Linked DNA regions of Mus musculus: region 1 is linked to region 2. A link is a loop called in an ENCODE intact Hi-C map of the cell type or tissue named here. Cell type or tissue: heart. All regions are shown on one strand. Each heading gives the region's core, and the rest is flanking DNA. Links, peaks and the distances in the headings are about the cores only. Region 1 has its middle 86 kb from the start of Gm39223. Region 2 has its middle 24 kb from the start of Gm36670.

Region 1 (8,331 bases), core at 152-8,151, 65 kb before region 2:
AGCAGAGCCAGCATGGCCTTTCTGCTTCTGCCCAGAGAGTGATGGATAATAAGGCTGAGCTCAGGGTCTTATTTTAAAGTTATCTGAATAGTAAGTGATGGAATTTAGAAGCAAGGAATTAACTTTTGGGTTAAAGAGCCACAAGAGGCCATTTTTCAACCAACTCCTGGAAACCAGGAACACAGGCAGCAAATGCAGCTTGTTCAATGTCCCACTTTGGTTGGATTGTAGCCAGGATGGCACCTTCAGAGGCTCTCGGTAAACCATCAGTGGTACAGTCCACTGGTGTCTATGATTCTTCCCACAGGATGTGGATGAAAGTGTCTTTCTCATTCACATGCAGACACATCAAATAGTCATATTTTAGTATGGGTTAGCTTGCCATAGGTCTTCCAGATTGCTAGCTAGCTGAGAGCAAGGTCCTACTAGGTAGGTCTCTTAAGAGGCAGATGGATTGTGACCCAGAGTGTAGGTAGAGTCTGGGGTTCTTTTGAACCAGGACCAATGTGATTGGGGTAGGCACTCGAGAAGCCTGGAGATAGCCTGAGGATCCCCCACTCCCTTTCCCAAGCACCGAATCCATATCCCATGGATTCAGCCAAGAAATTTTCAGCTGCAACTTACACAGTTTAGGGAAGAGATTCCTCATCCTTTCTGAGCACTCATAATTTAAAAAAAAATATGAATACTCTCCAAAATTGATTTGTAATATCTTCTGTTTACTTGGATTAATTAATTTATTTATTCACTTTACATCCTGATTGAACCCACTCTTCTGACCCCCATCTCTACTCTCCTCCCATTCCCACCCTCACAAAATCCCTCCCACCATTCCTCCTTCCCTTTCACTTAGGGAAAGGGAATCCCTCCTTGGGTACACCCCACTTTGGGACATCTAGACCGAGAAGGACTTAGCACATCCTCTTTCATTGAGGTCCAACCAGGCAGTCTAGTTAGGAGAAGGGGTCCGATGGCAGGCAACAGAATCACATCCCTGGAATCACCCCCCTGGGCTGGGGGACCCAGGTGTTAGGGACCCACATGAAGACCATGTGGAGGGGGGGCTAGGCTCAGCCCCTACGTGTTCTTTGATTGGTGGTTCAGTCTTTGTGAGCCCCCAGGTTAGGTGACTCTGTAGGTCTTCTTGTGGTGTTCTTGACCCCTCTGGCTCTCTCAATTCTATCCTCTACTCTTCCACAAGACTCCCCGAGCTCCTCCATTTGTTTGGCTTTGGGTTTCTGCATCTTTTTCTATCCACTGCTGTCTGAGGCCTCCCAGGAGACAGTTACGCTAGGTTCCTGTCTGCAAGCATAACATAGTGTCATTAATAGTGTCAAGGGTTGGAGTCATGATATCTTGAATCTCAGGAGTCCACTTACAAATGGGCTTGGCACTTTGGGTTCTACTATTTCCCCCATCCTGAGACACATTATTATAGCACCATTTGCTCAGATCGCCTTTTAACCAGACGATTCTTCTGGCAATTTATAAAGATAAATGTTCCAGAAAACAAGATGGTTTCCCTCCGCTCCCCTCCTCCACTTTAAGGAGCAGAGGAAGGAAGAATGGGGGTAGCACAGAAAGTTTGGTTAGGATTGAGGCCAAGAGCTGAGGCCTATGAGCTCATGCATCTCATCCAACAGTGGGCTACTTGGACTGGATCCCGGGAGAGACTCGTTTCAGCCTTGCAGGAAGCACAAATGGAAACTGCTCCCTCAACCAGCTCTCGAGCACTTTTATGATGAGACAAAGTGATACAGTTGCCCCCTCAGTCAGCACACAACAATCATGGAACCTCTTGCTTCGAGAAGGTTGCTTCCCAGTGGGCTTTTCTTCAAAGCATTGGCTCCTTATCATATACCCGGGGTGCACACTCACGGAGCAATGGGAACACAAAGAGATCATCGGATCCTCTGTTCACAGGATCCTCTGTTTGCCATCCAGGGCAAGCCTGTGGGGTGCATCATCGTTTAAAAGTCAAATGCCAAGAAGTTCTCTGCTCTCCCACCCTGGTGAATGTGACACATGGGGCTCTGGCAAGAGAGTGAGAGGTCAGAGTCCCAGCAGGAAACCCAAGGCTCCAAGTACTTTTAGAGGAGCGTTCATACAGGGGACAGACCACAGGCTGACAGGTGGGCAGGTGGATGGACAACTGAGACTTTATTCTGGGAACAGTGAATTTACTGGGGATCCCATGCAGTGGACAGAGCTAGCATGCTCATCCCTGCATGCTAGAGGTCACAGATAACTGCTCAGCAAAGTGCCCCTTCCTGGCCAGGTCCTTGCTTGCATGAGCCATTCACTCCAATGGCTATAATGAGCCATTTCACAGGAGAGGAAGCTGGGGCCAGGCAGAGGTCATCATAGAAAAGTCATCCAGTGTGCAATAAATGAGATCAGAACCTGAACCAGATTGCCTCCATAAGTCCCGTGTCCTCCATCACTAAACCCAGTCTCCTGCAGCTCTCGGAACCACGAGCTACCTAGCCAGGTCAGCTGTGGGGCCTGGGGACCCTTTGGGAGTGAAAAAAATGCAGTTCTGCCATACTCCGGCATCAGAGCCTTCCCCGAAAGACTGCTTCAACCCCCCTCACACCAAGCTATGCCTGAAGGTCTGGGGCAAGCCAATACAAAGCTGAGAAAACCGTGGTCTTGTATTCTAGACAGCCAGATCCAGTGACTCAAAAGGGAGTCTGCTCTTTCTGAGATGGGGGGTGGCACCCTCTGTGCCAGGGTGTCATCTTCTTTCCTTGTGCTCTAGCTAGTTACGTGGTGTAAGATTGGCCCCATCTGGAACCCTCTTTTTGCTGCCTGACATTGGTGGGCTGAGGGCAAGCACTCTGTGCTTCTAGAACACTCTCTGAGGAACCTTCCCCTACCCTCAGGTCTGTGAATGATACATGCTGAGAAGGTGCTGTGAGGATGAAGAGAACAACCTGCCACAACAGAACAGCTACCTCACTGGGGGCGTATTGTCTGCTTCTCCCTGTCTTTGAAACTTCCTGATGTCAGACAGGAGCTGAGCTGAGTCTCCATGAGCAAACCAGATTAGTAAAAGAAGAAACTCAGGTGGGAGGTGGGGTGGGAGTGTGATGGTAGGCTGGAAGGCTAGGTGAGTTTCCTTGGAGGTGTGTGCTCCTCCAGCTGGGATGTAGTGCTCAGGTTCTGCAGGTTGCAGAGCCTTCCCATCCGGAGACTCTGGTCGTCTCTCTTTCTAATCTCAGTTTAATTGCTGTGGTCAATTTGCCCCCGCGTTTAATAACCCACAGCTTGGCGTATGGTTTAATATGGTTGACACACACGTTGCTTTAAATGTCAGCCCTGGCTGGACCTGGGGACTTGGCAGGCTCCCTGAGAGAGATGGCAGCAGTGCGGCGTCATCTGCTCAGCGTCTGGGCTGCTGGTATGTTGGCTGAAGCTTCTTGGCTTGGAGACCCAGCCACTGCCCAGGCTGAGCCACTGGCTGGGAGATGCCTGGGTCACAGACTGCCTGGATCACAGACTGCACAGCCAGAATCTAGTCTTACCTTACTGCCTCTTGCCCAGCAGCCCATGGAGAAGGGGTGCCTGCAAGGGAGGTATCCCAAGATTTGGAGTCATGTTGAGTCCAGGCCTCACCATGAGTCTGAAGCCCCAGGGTTAGATATAAGCTGGTCCTCAATGTGTGTTTGTGACTAAGACCCTAGGGGTAGCCAGTGGGTAAATGTCACACTCTGGTTGAGGGGCTGTGGCGACATTCATAACTACAGCTGTGCCATGATGGTCTGTCTGCCTCCTCCTGTGGTACACTCAGCCAGAGATTAACATGCATTCCTGACACCCACTCATAACCCTCAAATGGTTCGAGTGGGTGGCTATCTGAGAGGCCTTGGCTCCTTCGGACTTTCTGTAGGAACTGTATTTTCATACATAGGACAAAGGCTCCCAGAAGAGCTATTGGCCATGGATATCCTTGCCACCCTGGTAGGTAATTCAAGCTGAGATGCTAGTCTTGTGACTCCTGCAGGATAGGAATTTAAGATGAAGCAGATATGGAGGAGTCATGGGTGCCCCCAGATGGTACATTGTAGAACTGGGGCAGCCATTTGCCCTGTAGACATTATGGCAGTTGAGACTGGTTTGCAGAGCAGTGGGGGATGGAAAGAGACTATCCCCAGGCATGGGGGACAGAGAGCCGTTCCACCCTAGATTTCTGGTTACTGTCCAGGCCTTCCAGAAGAAAGTCTATTTTCCTGCCTTGGGCTTCTCTGAGGCACTGAAGCCTTGGGCCTCATCCCTCCTTTTCATTTAAGCAGTTTGAGTTGGCTTTGCCCCTTTCATCTGGCAAAGATGCCCTAAGCAACAACCAGTGATGACATGTTTTGCTCAGAGCTGGGGCTGACAATGACCCGCCCTAAGCTGCATTGATGATTGCTGGATGTCTTCCTTTCTTTTTCTGTTGCTCTGATGATTATAAAACAAAAACAATCAACTGTGACAAAAAGCAACTTAAGGAAGTCAGGGTTGAGCTTTCTCTCATCTGGAAGCTCAAAGAAGAGAGCATCATGGTGGGGAGGTCAAAGCAATGAGCTTGAAGCAGGTGGCTGTGCTCCACCCACTGTAAGAAGAAAACAAATGCACATATGGGCGTGCTCACTTTCTCTCCTTCTAAATTTGTGTGTTTGTTATTATTGCAATTATTTATTTGCTCTGTATGCAAGTGTGTGTGTGCTTGTGTGCCTTTGTCCATTGAGCCATCTTACCTGGGCCCTTTCTCTGCTCTTACAAAGACCTGGATTCTCTGCCTAAGGAATGTTGTCACCCACAGTGGGCAGGTCTTCCCATGTCAATTGACTGGGTTAAGTAGATCCCTCACAGACATACTCATAGGCCAACCTAATCCAGAAAGTTATTGTTGAGACTCATTTGCCTCGTGATTAGATGACAACTGAAGTTGACCATCACACCTTTGAGGTGCATATTTCTTGATTGGAAGTCTGTTGAGGCTCGTGTGGCTTTGAGGGCAGATTTGTTCCCAGGATGGAGATGTCCAGTGATCTCCTCACTTTGTTTGGGCTGCAGACCAGGTGACAAAACCCTTTTCCAGCTTTTTCACAAATTCAACAGTCCTGGAGCTCCTGAGAGTGATCTTGGGTGTGTCCTCTCCCAGGGTGTTCTCCCTGGAATGGCCCCATGAGCATGGCTACCTCACTCTGTCTTGGAGACAGCTTACCCTTAGCTTCATGGCACCTCATTATAAACTGTCTTGATGTTAACTTATTCTCATTAGAAGAAAAGATGAAAGCAATAAGAATAAACATGTAATGTGAATGCAGGATGGATTCTGTCTTTAGATCAACTAAGTTGTAAAATATATTTCAGAAGGTTTTTTTTTAATGGAGGAGAGGTCCCCAAGAAAAAGTGCCTCAGATCACAAATAACATCATTAACGGCTTTGTCTACACTCCCACCCTGAAAGGCAGCAAGGAGAAGGTTCCTTAGGAAGGCTTGGTAGAGTTGCTGCCAAAGTCAGTGGATGAGCCTGGATTGTCCGGGACTATGCAGAGGGTGGTATCCATGTGCTCTGGCTCAGTTGCCTTTCTCATGTGGAGATGGACAATGGGGGTGAGGATGGACCACAGGTCTGAGGCTATTACTTTGGAATGGATTTATGGTTTGACCTAGTAGAGACTTGAACCCAAGGCAGAAGCTTAATATTGGCTGAAGATCTGCCTAATCCTTGCATGACAACCAGCCTAAGGTGCAAACACAGTTATTGAATAGTAGCAGGTCCTTCCTCGAACTATGCCCTGAATTTTTATAAGCAGGCACAGGGTTATGGCCTACTTCTACACTTCTTGACCCCCAACCCCACTATCTAAACAGGGCTATTATTTCCTCTACTCACCTGGCACACAGCTCTATAGGAAGGATGCTCTCATCAATATATAGACAGACACTGAAGCTCAAGCACTGCAAAGTCTAGAAAGCTAGGGAGCAATTTAGCCTGCACATCTAGTATTTAGGGGGACACAGGGAGAGGCAGGAAGCTCAAGTGTTTGAAGCTAGCCTGGGCCACATAGCAAGACTCTGTCCCCAGACCAAACAGACAAGAAAGGAAAGAAGGAAGGAAGAGAAAAAGAAAGGGAAGTAGTAAAGGGGGAAGAGAAGGGTAGAGTGAGAGAAGATAAAACACAGGAAAGAGGAAGTGAAGAAGGAAGGGAAAGAATGGTGAGGGAAGGAGAAAGGAAAGAGATGGAGTCCCGGCTCAGGGGATACTGAGGGTTCTCTGTCCCTCACATCCCTGCTCCCAGCTAGAGAGAAGGCCTGAGGTGGGGCTGTTCCTCCTTGGAATCAGCCTCATATTCCTCCATTGTCTTCCAAGTAAGGCTCAATGTGGAATCCTGGCAGTCAATGAGACAATGCTCGAGGGGTGCATGGCACTGTGTGGCACTTGTTTTCAGATCATACACAAATACCTAAGTAAACATGCTCAGTGTGTACCCCAGCCCCAGGGTGATTTCCCAAGTCTAACCACCAGAGGAAAACTCTTCCCAGTGAGGAAATAGTAAGAAAATAGTGGTCCAGCTGGACAAGAACACACACAACTAGCAGACAAAACTCCAGTGTTGACTGCTGTAAGCGAGAGAGTGTGGATCTCGGGCTCTCTGGCTTTGAGTTAACAGAGCAGTGAGTCGGGTTTTATAGTTCATGGTTTTAGTTTCTTTTCCTGTAGACAAGGATTCTGTAGGATTCAAGGTTATACTTTCAGTGTGCTCTGCCAAACTGTGGGTAGAGGCGTGGCACACTGGGATGATCCAAGGCACGTGTGTCTTGCCATGAGCTGCTAGACAGGGTGGGGAAGGACATTTTTGGACTGGAGATAACGATGGGGATCTTGGGCTAAGAACTGGGAGTCCTTGGTGCCTAATTCCACTGGGGACCAACCCCAGACTGCTGGGCCTCCCAAGTAATGAGATACAAATCCATTTAATTGAATGTGGTTCTTAATTGCCAGAATTACCTGTAACATTAGCTTTCACGGCTGTGCCCTCTCTTGGGGCTGGTGCCAGTTCTCTGGGGTACACTGGGTCCCGGGGAGCCCAGCCCTGGTGAATTGGGCTGTCAGCCTAATAGCTCATTTTGTAATGAGGTTCTGTAACCAGAAAGAGGTATGTGTAGAGGGATGGGGAGTCCACATTGTGCTATCCAACCCTGTCAACTGGAATGGCTTCTCTTCTCAGGAGCACCCTACCAGCCACTCTAGACTCTTCCTCAAGAAGTCTATCCTGATTAAAATGTTGAAGAAATCATAGTTGTGTTGGAACCAAAAAGACTAGAAAGTCAGGGCTAATGCCAGTGGTTTTGTTAGACTTCTACCACAGAGCATCAAAGTTCGACCAATCAGGTAACAGTGTCACCATGAATCGGTAGTAACAGGAAGACGCAGGGCATGACCCCAATCCAGAGGAAGTTGTGGAAGCTCAGGACCTGTCCTTGTGCCTCAGATGACCTGACTTCAGAGACTAGCATAACAAAAGAATTAAATGTTCAGATAAAGGAATAGAATTTAGTGGAAGAGTGCCTCTCCAGCATAGGGGACAGGTTTGACCTAAAGCAACACACACACATGCACACACACACATGCATCCTTGCAAACACACAAGATCAAAATAAAGAAAATAATAATTCAGATTCATTAACTACCAAGGAAATGCAACACAACAGTGTGTTTACCCATCAGAGTGCAACTGATTTTAATTTTCAATAGTTTAACATTGCATGATGTGGAAAAAAAAACCTTTTATTTATCTTTTGCTGTCATGAAGGATTGAAACAGGCCTTAGACACGCCATGCAATTACTGCACCACTGCACTTTGTCCCTCATTGCCAGCATTTTCCTACTTCTTTCTTATTCCAGGGAAGAGAAATTTAACTGAGAAAAATCTGGCAGGAGTTCTAAAATTAAAAGTGAAACTGGTCCAATGATTCTACCTCCAGTCACTTCCCTACAGAATACTTGAACATGAACCAAGGCCAGTCCGCAGAGATGTTCCTGACAGCAAGTGTCGTGTGCGGTGGGAAGAGCCCAACAGTAAGGAATAGAGCAACAAACAGTATCAGGGTAGCCATCGTCCCTTGGGGTAGCTTTCACTTTTGCAGGATTCATTCAGGTCCCAGATCCGCTCATGTCAACGTGGCCTGTCAGTCATGACTAAGGATTATGCAATGGCTAGTGGATTGTCAGCTCTATTACTCTTATCATCAGCTCTGAGACGCACTTCTTGATGTCTCTGAGGGAGTTTCGAGAGAGGTTTAACTGTAGAGAGGGGCTCTACCATGAATGTGGG
Region 2 (8,331 bases), core at 170-8,169:
ATGATAATGTCCTCTCCATGCCCAACCTCCCCAGCCTGAGAGCATCATTTTCAGCAGCACTGAAATGCTGCTGCTGCTAGGAAGAAGTCACTTAGAGTCAACAGCCATTTTGGTGTGTGTATTCCTGCTCTGCCCCTTCTGCATTGGCATCAGCATCTGGCCCAGAGGGCTGTGATGAGGGTTAAGTTGATAAAATCCAGAGAGCAGCAGCACACAGCAAGTGTATGGCCTGTGGGAGAAAGTGAGCTGTCCTTGGCAGAGCATGAACTCTTCTCATGGATGGTCCTGATGCTGTTTTCTTTCCTTTTCTTTCCCCTGACTCCTCCACGCCCTCCTTTGACAGGGTTTCCCTGTGTGGCCCAGAATGTTCTTGGGTGTCTCCCCCTAAACCTCTGAACGCTGGGATTCTAAGCATGTGGCTTCACTTCCATTGTTCTGCTGTCTTTTCTTACTCTAGAGAGATTTGGGATTTGGACCAGCCTTCCTCCCTTCCCTTCTTCTCTCTATGCCTATGTCTTTGGTTCCATGGCCAAATGATTTGTAAAAAAAAAAAAAAAAAAAAAAAAAAAAAACCTTTGTTCATTAAAAATACTAATATTTCAGTTGGGTGGTGACTTGGAAGGCCAGACCTAGGTGCACACTCCCATGTCCCTATCATAGAGCTACATACCTGCTCAGAGTTCAACACATGTGTCCTGGTCCGATACATTTGTACAAACACATACTCAGACATGACCAGTCATGCATTCTAACGTGGGGTGGCAGTGGGTGGTTTTGCTCTTTGAGGTCATCAGAACACTTTCTGACCCCTTGTAAAAGCAGCTGGACTGGGGAGGATCCCAAGGAAGCAAAGGAAGGAAATGCCAGGCCTTGGTCTTTTCTGAGGAGGAAGGCAGAGGAGGCCGATTCTTCTACTGACTAAGGGAGGGTTATCCTGAAATTTCTGAAATTTCCCCTGTGGACTCTCACAGAGTCCCTGATCTTCCCACTGCTGAACTATTTCTCTTGCGTTTGCCAGCACTTCCGATGGCGATGGCAAGGACATGGAGTATATCCCAAGACCGAAGAGAGAACAGCTCCCCTCCCTCCCCCACCCAAACTGTCCCTGTCGATTGGTTGCAGCAGCTTCTTCCCCACTGACCCCTGAAACCTGCAGCAAAGCACACTATTCTTCCTCAAACGCTCAGGGCTGGGCTGTGGGAGAGAAAGTGTGCCTGCTGGTCAGGAGGCACCTTCTGTATAGCGAATCTGTTTTGCCTAAATACGGATTGAGTTGGCTTGGCTTATTGGTACATTTGGTTTTAACCTGCTACATACTAAAAGCTGAGGTAGCCATTGAAGAATGCAGTATCTATCTATCTATCTATCTATCTATCTATCTATCTATCTATCTATCATCCACCCACCCATCCATCCATGCATCCATGCATCTATCCATCTATCCATCCATCCATCCATCCATCCATCCATCCATCCATCCATCCATCCAACCAAAGCTGGATGCTGGGCTCTGTACTGGGATACAAAGATGCACAAAGAGATCCAGCAGGAGAAGAGAAATTCATGAACAGCTCATCCGATCATGACCACCCTCCCTGATACGTGGAAGGCAATCTATAGTGTAGCTATGCAGGTATCAGTGGAAGGAGTGGGGTCCTTTGCAGGGCAGTCCCTGCCCACTTAGTATCTTTTTGCTGACTGAAATAAAAGCTCCCTTTCTCAGTACACCCTTTGCACTTTTGAAACTCATTACAGCCATTCCTTGTTATCTGTGAAAAATGGTTCCAGAACCCGCCCTGGGTCAAAATCTGAAGGTGCTTAGTCAAGTCCCTTCAGTAATTTGGCACAATATCTGTATAACTGCATCTTTTTTTTGGTGCTTTTCATCAGCTCTAAGTTACTGGTTAGCCTCAATGCAGCACTGATGCTGTGGAAATGACAATTGTCTCACATCACTTAGGGAGTAATAGTGAGAAAAATGTCGCTGCTCAGTCCACTACACGTGCACGATGCAAATGCAAACGGTGCTCGATGGAGACTGAGGCATTGGACTGGGGAAGGCAGGCAGCAGGCAGCAGCAGCCTGAGTAAGGCTTGCCGTTCATACAGAGTGCCCAGCATCAGGCAGTGCCAAGATTTGCTCTTTGGAACTTTGTGAAAATGAATTTCTTTTTTCATCCTGGTTGGTTGAGTCTGGAGATGGCAGAGCCTGCAGATCTAAGGGTTCCAGTTGTCGTTTGCCAGAAAACTGTCATCATAAATATAGAAGTCTCTAAAAGCAGTGACGTAAATGTCATTTCTCAGGTGTGATCTTGTGCAGCGGGCAACCTTTACAGTTGTACATACATAGATGAAATCCCCATCTACCTGGGCCCAGAAGCCCGAGCTGCCCTGATTGAGAGCTGGAACAGACATGGCTCCCTCTGGCCTTTTCCTCGCTCTGTGGCCCCATGTAAAATCATTTCGTATGAAGAAAACCATTACCAAACCTCCATCCCAAAGCGTGGTGGTTTGTATATGCTTGGCCCAGGGAGTGGCACTATTAGGAGGTGTGGCCTTGTTGGAGTAGGTGTGTCACTGTGGATGTGTGCTTAAGACCCTCATCCTAGCTGCCTGGAAGCCAGCCTTACACTAGCAGCCTTCAGATGAAGATGTAGAGCTCTTAGCTCTGCCTACACCATGCCTGCCTGGATGCTGCGATGCTCCTACCTTGATAATAATGGACTAAACCTCTGAACCTATAAGCCAACCCTAATTAAATGGTGCCCTTTATAAGACTTGCCTTGGTCATGGTGTCTGTTCACAGCAGTAAAACCCTAAGACATAAAACCTAGGCAGATTAATGTGAAGGTTATACTGTAGATGTGTCACAGTCCTTAATTTTGTAGTTCAGGGAGAGTGAACCCACAGCTAACGTTCAAGGCTTGAGCAGGACTGGAGGAGAGATGTCAGCAAAAGATGACCAAAAAGGTGAGAGGGACAGAGTGGAAATGGAGTCACAGTTCAAATGGTCCACGGACAAGATCAAAGGCAGCTGATTCTTAATCTACTTCCAATGTGTGGCCTCTTGCAGATAATCTGAAAATCACTGGGGCCTTGATTAACCCCCCCTCATACAAAGAACGTCTCTGTGGGGGCCCTGGAAGGTCCTGGTGGGAAGATAGCTGCCAGCAAAGACCATGGTTAGGGCTGTGGTGGCGGCCAGTTAGTTCCCCTTCACTACCCAAAGAACAAGCACAATGAACGTTTAGATGAAAAAGCGTTGTTGGGGCTCATAGTTGTGAGTTTTCAGTGACTGTCTGAGGCATATCATAGCCAGAACTCTCTCTCAGTGAGACAAACTGCCCACCTCATTGGCCAGGAAGCAGCAAACAAAACTAAATACAAAACAAAACAAAACAAAACAAAACAAAACAAAACAAAACAAAACAAAACAAAACTCCACCAAAAACAGGAAAGAGACAAGATGCCAGGGTCTCACAATTCCTTCTCTCTAATGACTAGGCAGCTCTCCAGCAGGCCTCATCTTTTACTGATCCCACCACCTCCTAACATCGCCCCCTAGGGGGTGAAACCGTTAGCACACGGACCTATGGGGCAGACGCTGGAGGATGCGGGGTTGCCCCCAGAAGCCTCCTTTAGCACAACAGCATGACTTGCCCTTTCTCCTGTCTCCACGCCGGCCAGGGAGGGCAGGGGCCTCATTTCCAGGCTCTGGAAGCACAGCACGGCTCTGAAAACACGACCCCTTGGCAGAGTCCGATGGGAAGAGGAACTCCAGCGGAAGCAGATCCATATCTGCTGCCGAGCAGCCTTGTGTCCTCACATGATGGATGGCACTGAAGGAGGAGCTAGAAAACAAATTATTGTGTCTCTTCCCCACCGACAGGTCTTTAGTGGGGCCGACCGGGGAGAGGAGATGCCGCCGATTAGAAAGTGCTTCACAATAGGCGCTCCGCACAGGAAAAGTGTCCCGAGTTTATCTATTGTTAAGTGATATAATTTATCGTCGCTGAGGGTTAAGGAGCAATTCCAGTTCTTTCCTACTTCGGGAACAGAGATTTGTAAGATAATGCCCAAATTTAGACACTGAAGAACTGTCTGCAGAAATGTTCCCCAAAGGCGGGCCGGCTGGTGCACGCTGGAAGCCAAGTCATTCACGGAGCTAATTTGAGGCTCTCCTCAGAAACTATATTTGCTTTCCGAGCGCATGGTGAGTTTTCATCTGGGCTCTGACCAGCTGACAGCTATGCAAGTTTGTAGATACCAGTAATTGCGTATAGATAACCTTGATGGTTGACCTCGTCGGAGCCGGGCCTGGCGGCTTTCCATTGTTTCTGGCTTTGCCAGTTGCTACTCAAGTGCTGCGGGATGAATTTATATATTAAGAACTCGCAGCAGTGGGAATTGCTTATCACTCCTCGTTCCATGCTGTAAGCTTCTATTTACTTGACTTAGTGAGCTGGGAATAAAAGCCGTGCTCCGACCGTTCACTCCGAGTAGCAGAGGGCAATGTGTTGAAAAGCTATCCTAATTTCTAAAAACAAAGGGAAAGGAGGAAAGCACATGTTTGTCTTCTCCAAATCTCAAAGAGAGGCCCCTCATCTCACCCAGCCACTGCTCCTGTCTAAACGGGTTCCCAGCCATCTCTCAGCGTTCCGTTTAGCTCGGAAGCAGGGTTTGAATTCTACTCACCACCAGCTCGAGGCCCTTGTGTTTTAAGAGAAACGCTGCAAGCAGCTCAGAATTTATGTTTAATTCAGAGAGATGCTTTAAAAAGTCTCTGAGAGAGAAAGGTGATGGCGATCCTGCCGTGAGGAGGGTGCGGGGTGTGTGTGTGTGTGTGTGTGTGTGACAGGGCCACATAAAGACTGGAGTCTGCGTTAGCACCAGACACATGAGCTCATCCACAGAATCTTAATGCTGTGAGCATCTCTGCTGTGTGTGGTTCATCCATCTCTATCTGGATCTTTTTGCTTTTTAAATTTTTTTATTATTTATTTATTTATTTATTTATTTTGGATGGATGAAATATCAGCAGTGAACATGGCTGGCACTGAAATTAGGAAGACAAGATGTAGCTACTGGGAACGACCTTTTTCTGGACGCATCACTGGAAAGAGAAGCTGGCCGGTGTTTGCTGGGGCACTCCTTCCATGACCTTTGAACTCTGAGGCAGGTTCAGAGCAGGGCTCTAGAGGTGCTGTCTCTGTCAGACGGTGGCATCAGAGACAGGTGAAGAGGAGCAGGAGGCAGGCCAGGTAAGTCCGGGCAGAGGTGGTAGTCAATGACGCGGGGGACATTCAAAGGGTCTGGCTTCAGCAGCAGGGGGAGTGGTGTTCTGGAGGCCTGGCTGCTGAGCCTCCAAGTGTCACTACTCAGCCGAGGGGATCAGCCTTTGATGCTCTCAACATCAGAGCATCAGAACTCTTCTTCATCCTGGGAAGGGAGGTTCGGGTGAGTCAGCCGGGGCAAATAGCTCAAGGGAAATTTCATTTTCCCTTTGTTGGACCCCCCGCTTTCATCTGCTGGTGATATCTGTCCAACCACCACACAGAGAGAAAAGAAGGCTCCTTGGACCCAGGCGAGTATGGCCAATTTAGGGCCTGAGCTGAAGCAGGTAGCCACTTGGGTGCTGGAGGGCGTCTGTGGAACCCAGGCACAGAGCTAGGGAGGGGCGGCTGCAGTCTCTCATCATTCCTGGGAAACTGGGCTAAGAAGTTTTCAGTCCTGGCTAGTCCAACTGGTCTGGCCTCCCTTTCAACAAGGATAGTTTTGTTTGTGTCTCTGCCTGTAGGCATATCTCCCGTGTAAGGAAGGAAATAGGAACAAAGGTTATGCCAGAAACCGGCAATCAGAACATTTCTATAGCTGCCTCATGAGCCAGAGGCCTAGCGTTCAAATCTAAACTTTGTCCTTCTTAGCTATTTAACCCAGAGCAGTGTGCTTCAGTGTTCCCTCGATTAGTCTCATCTGTAGAATGGACACAGGATTAATACCAGCTTGTGGTATGGGTGTCCATAGCATGCTTGATGGCTCCATGGAATTACTGTGCACACGATGCCCATGATCCTTCTTGGTATTAGAAAAGGTTCCACCAGAGTCAGGCAGAATGGTGTAGCCTATGATCCTGGCACTCAAGAGGACTAAAAACTTGAGCCCAGTCAGAATTATATAAAATGGCCAGATCCGGTCAGAAAGAAGGAAGAGGGAGGTGCGGGGACAGAGAAAGCACTCTATACAGACATCAGCTATCACTGAATATATCCACTTAGCCATTTAATTTTCATTTGAACACAGTCCAAAAAGCCTTAATATTTTAAAAGCAGCTTCATAGAGCGGAAAGAATGTTTATGAAGCAAAACTAAGATGGCAAAGAAGTTGACTACAACTCAGCCAACCTTGCTGCCCATCCCCAAATGACAGGTGAGCACGCTTGAGTCTCCAGTCAGCTGCTCTTTTTATTGTAATAAAGTACTGTCAGAGTCAGTTCTTATGAGATTAAATTCGCTAAGTACGGCAGATCTCAGGAGAAGGGGGAGAAGTGGGCATAGACTGAATCTAGAGGAAAGAGTCTACGTAAACAGTGGGAGAGTGGCCTTAAAAGCCAGGGTTCAAAGTCCTTTGGCCCAAGGGAAAAGTGATGCTCAGAAGAGAAAAAAAAAAGGATCAATAATGTAGAAGGAACTGCTAGACTGGAAGTCCAGCAGGCCACTGCCTGCAACCTCGGGGCTCTGTTAAGCACAGTATGGCCACGAGAGATTGTAGAAATGACCCTGACCTTGAGCTTGAAAGTGGTGTGTTGAGTGCTATCAATGAGACAAGGAGTGCATTCAGAGGTTGGGTGACAGTAGGTGGCCCCAGGAGGCTGGAGGAGCAGTAGGGGAAATGAAATTTCCACAGAAGACTGTGGTCCCCTCCTTTTGGAAACCAGGCATAGCACCAGAGTATCCAGGACCTGTAGCAGGGAGCATCTGATGGGTCTTCATCTCCTGGGGCCAAATGAACATGAAAATCCCTCAGCTACCACCAGACATGATAAACTCATCTGGTCAATAACTCATCAAATACCAAGTACTCGTGAGAAACTAGTCAAGGGCTAGAAATAATTTTTCTCTGGATACAGAATTATCTGCAAGCTCACATGCAAGGCTTTCAATGCTAAAATCTATTCAAAATGCAGAGATTGTGGTCCAGTGTGTCAAGGGTGGGCCGAAGGACTCACATTTTAAAGATGGTAAATTTTGCCTACTGAGGCTGTTATGGGTCAGATAAGAACTATCTCCCTAAAGGCGCATGTGTTGACAACTTGGTCCCTGGCTGGCAGATCCAATCATTGAGAGGTGATTGGATTGTGAGGGCTTTGACCTAATCAATGGATTAATCCTAGATGGATTCTTAATCCAATGGTATTATGGGAAACGCTGGGAACTTCTGGAGGCACAGACTGTTTAAAAGAAAGAGGTCATGGGGGGTCATGCCTTCAAGGGCCTGCTTCCCTCTCCGCTTCCTGGCTGAGGTGAGGTGAGAGTCTCTGCTCTACCACTCCTTCTCCATCAATGGTGTTTACTGAAGACCCATGGTCATCGGACCGAGAGACTACTGGCTAAATGTGTCCTTTGAAATCAGGAGCCATGAAGAATGCTTCTTTTTAAACTGTTTCTCTTAAGTGTTTACCATAGTGATGAAGACTGACGAGAGCAGAGGCTGGTGAACCATGTTGCTACTGGCTCACCTGTCTAGTCATCACTTATTGGGCACACACTACACCAGGTGTTGGGTGACACACACGGGGTGGGACTGGCAACGGCATATATCTTGTCCTTGAGTGTCTTCTGATTAGTGAAAGAGTTAGGATCAACAGCTATTACAGTCTGTAACATTTCAGATACTGTAACCTTTACAAAGCTGTTTTTGAAAACAGACATCTTAAACAAGAGACGGAGTCTCTTTCTTTGGCATCCAGCCTGTTAGGCTAAGTTGTCATAAAGTTTATAGTCCATAAAAAAAATTACAGGATGCTAGTCAAGCGCCAGACACTTTCCTAAGTACTATGCCCACTTTACTCTCTGTAAGCACCTCGGGAGCTGGTGTGCTCTGAGGAGGTCCCATTTCACAGAGGAGGACATCATAATTCAGGAAGGCTCTCGTCATCTTGCAGCTGGGGACTATCCTGCCTGAGCTGAAGCCTCTGCTCTCAGCCACAATACAAGCTATGTAGGAGAGGACTTCTACAGCCAGAAGAAAAGAGATTTTCTGCTGGGAGTGTGCACTTGAGAATCTTAATTGTAATTTGGGGCATCTCAGTTTTCTTGAGAGGCTAAAGTTGATG

The links. A loop is a pair of places that touch in the nucleus more often than their neighbours do. Peaks named below come from ENCODE experiments on the same cell type or tissue, not always from the same donor. Only the 100,000 strongest peaks of a DNase experiment are listed, where the experiment ranks them.
Region 1: it touches region 2 in a loop (4-fold over the local background); 2 of 42 quality-filtered maps call a loop at or near these places.

Annotation. Positions count from the first base shown.
Region 1 is chr8:91,898,319-91,906,649 of GRCm38, forward strand. No RefSeq gene overlaps it. Among named protein-coding and RNA genes, the nearest start is that of Gm39223, 86 kb to the left of the region's middle. In heart, for the core only: a CTCF peak has its summit at 3,369; a DNase peak (open chromatin) is centred at 3,393; H3K27ac peaks cover 214 bases.
Region 2 is chr8:91,963,406-91,971,736 of GRCm38, forward strand. No RefSeq gene overlaps it. Among named protein-coding and RNA genes, the nearest start is that of Gm36670, 24 kb to the right of the region's middle. RefSeq lists an enhancer at 2,926-4,898. In heart, for the core only: CTCF peaks have their summits at 3,573 and 3,777; DNase peaks (open chromatin) are centred at 3,716 and 4,196; H3K4me3 peaks cover 1,246 bases; H3K27ac peaks cover 3,435 bases; H3K27me3 peaks cover 4,443 bases.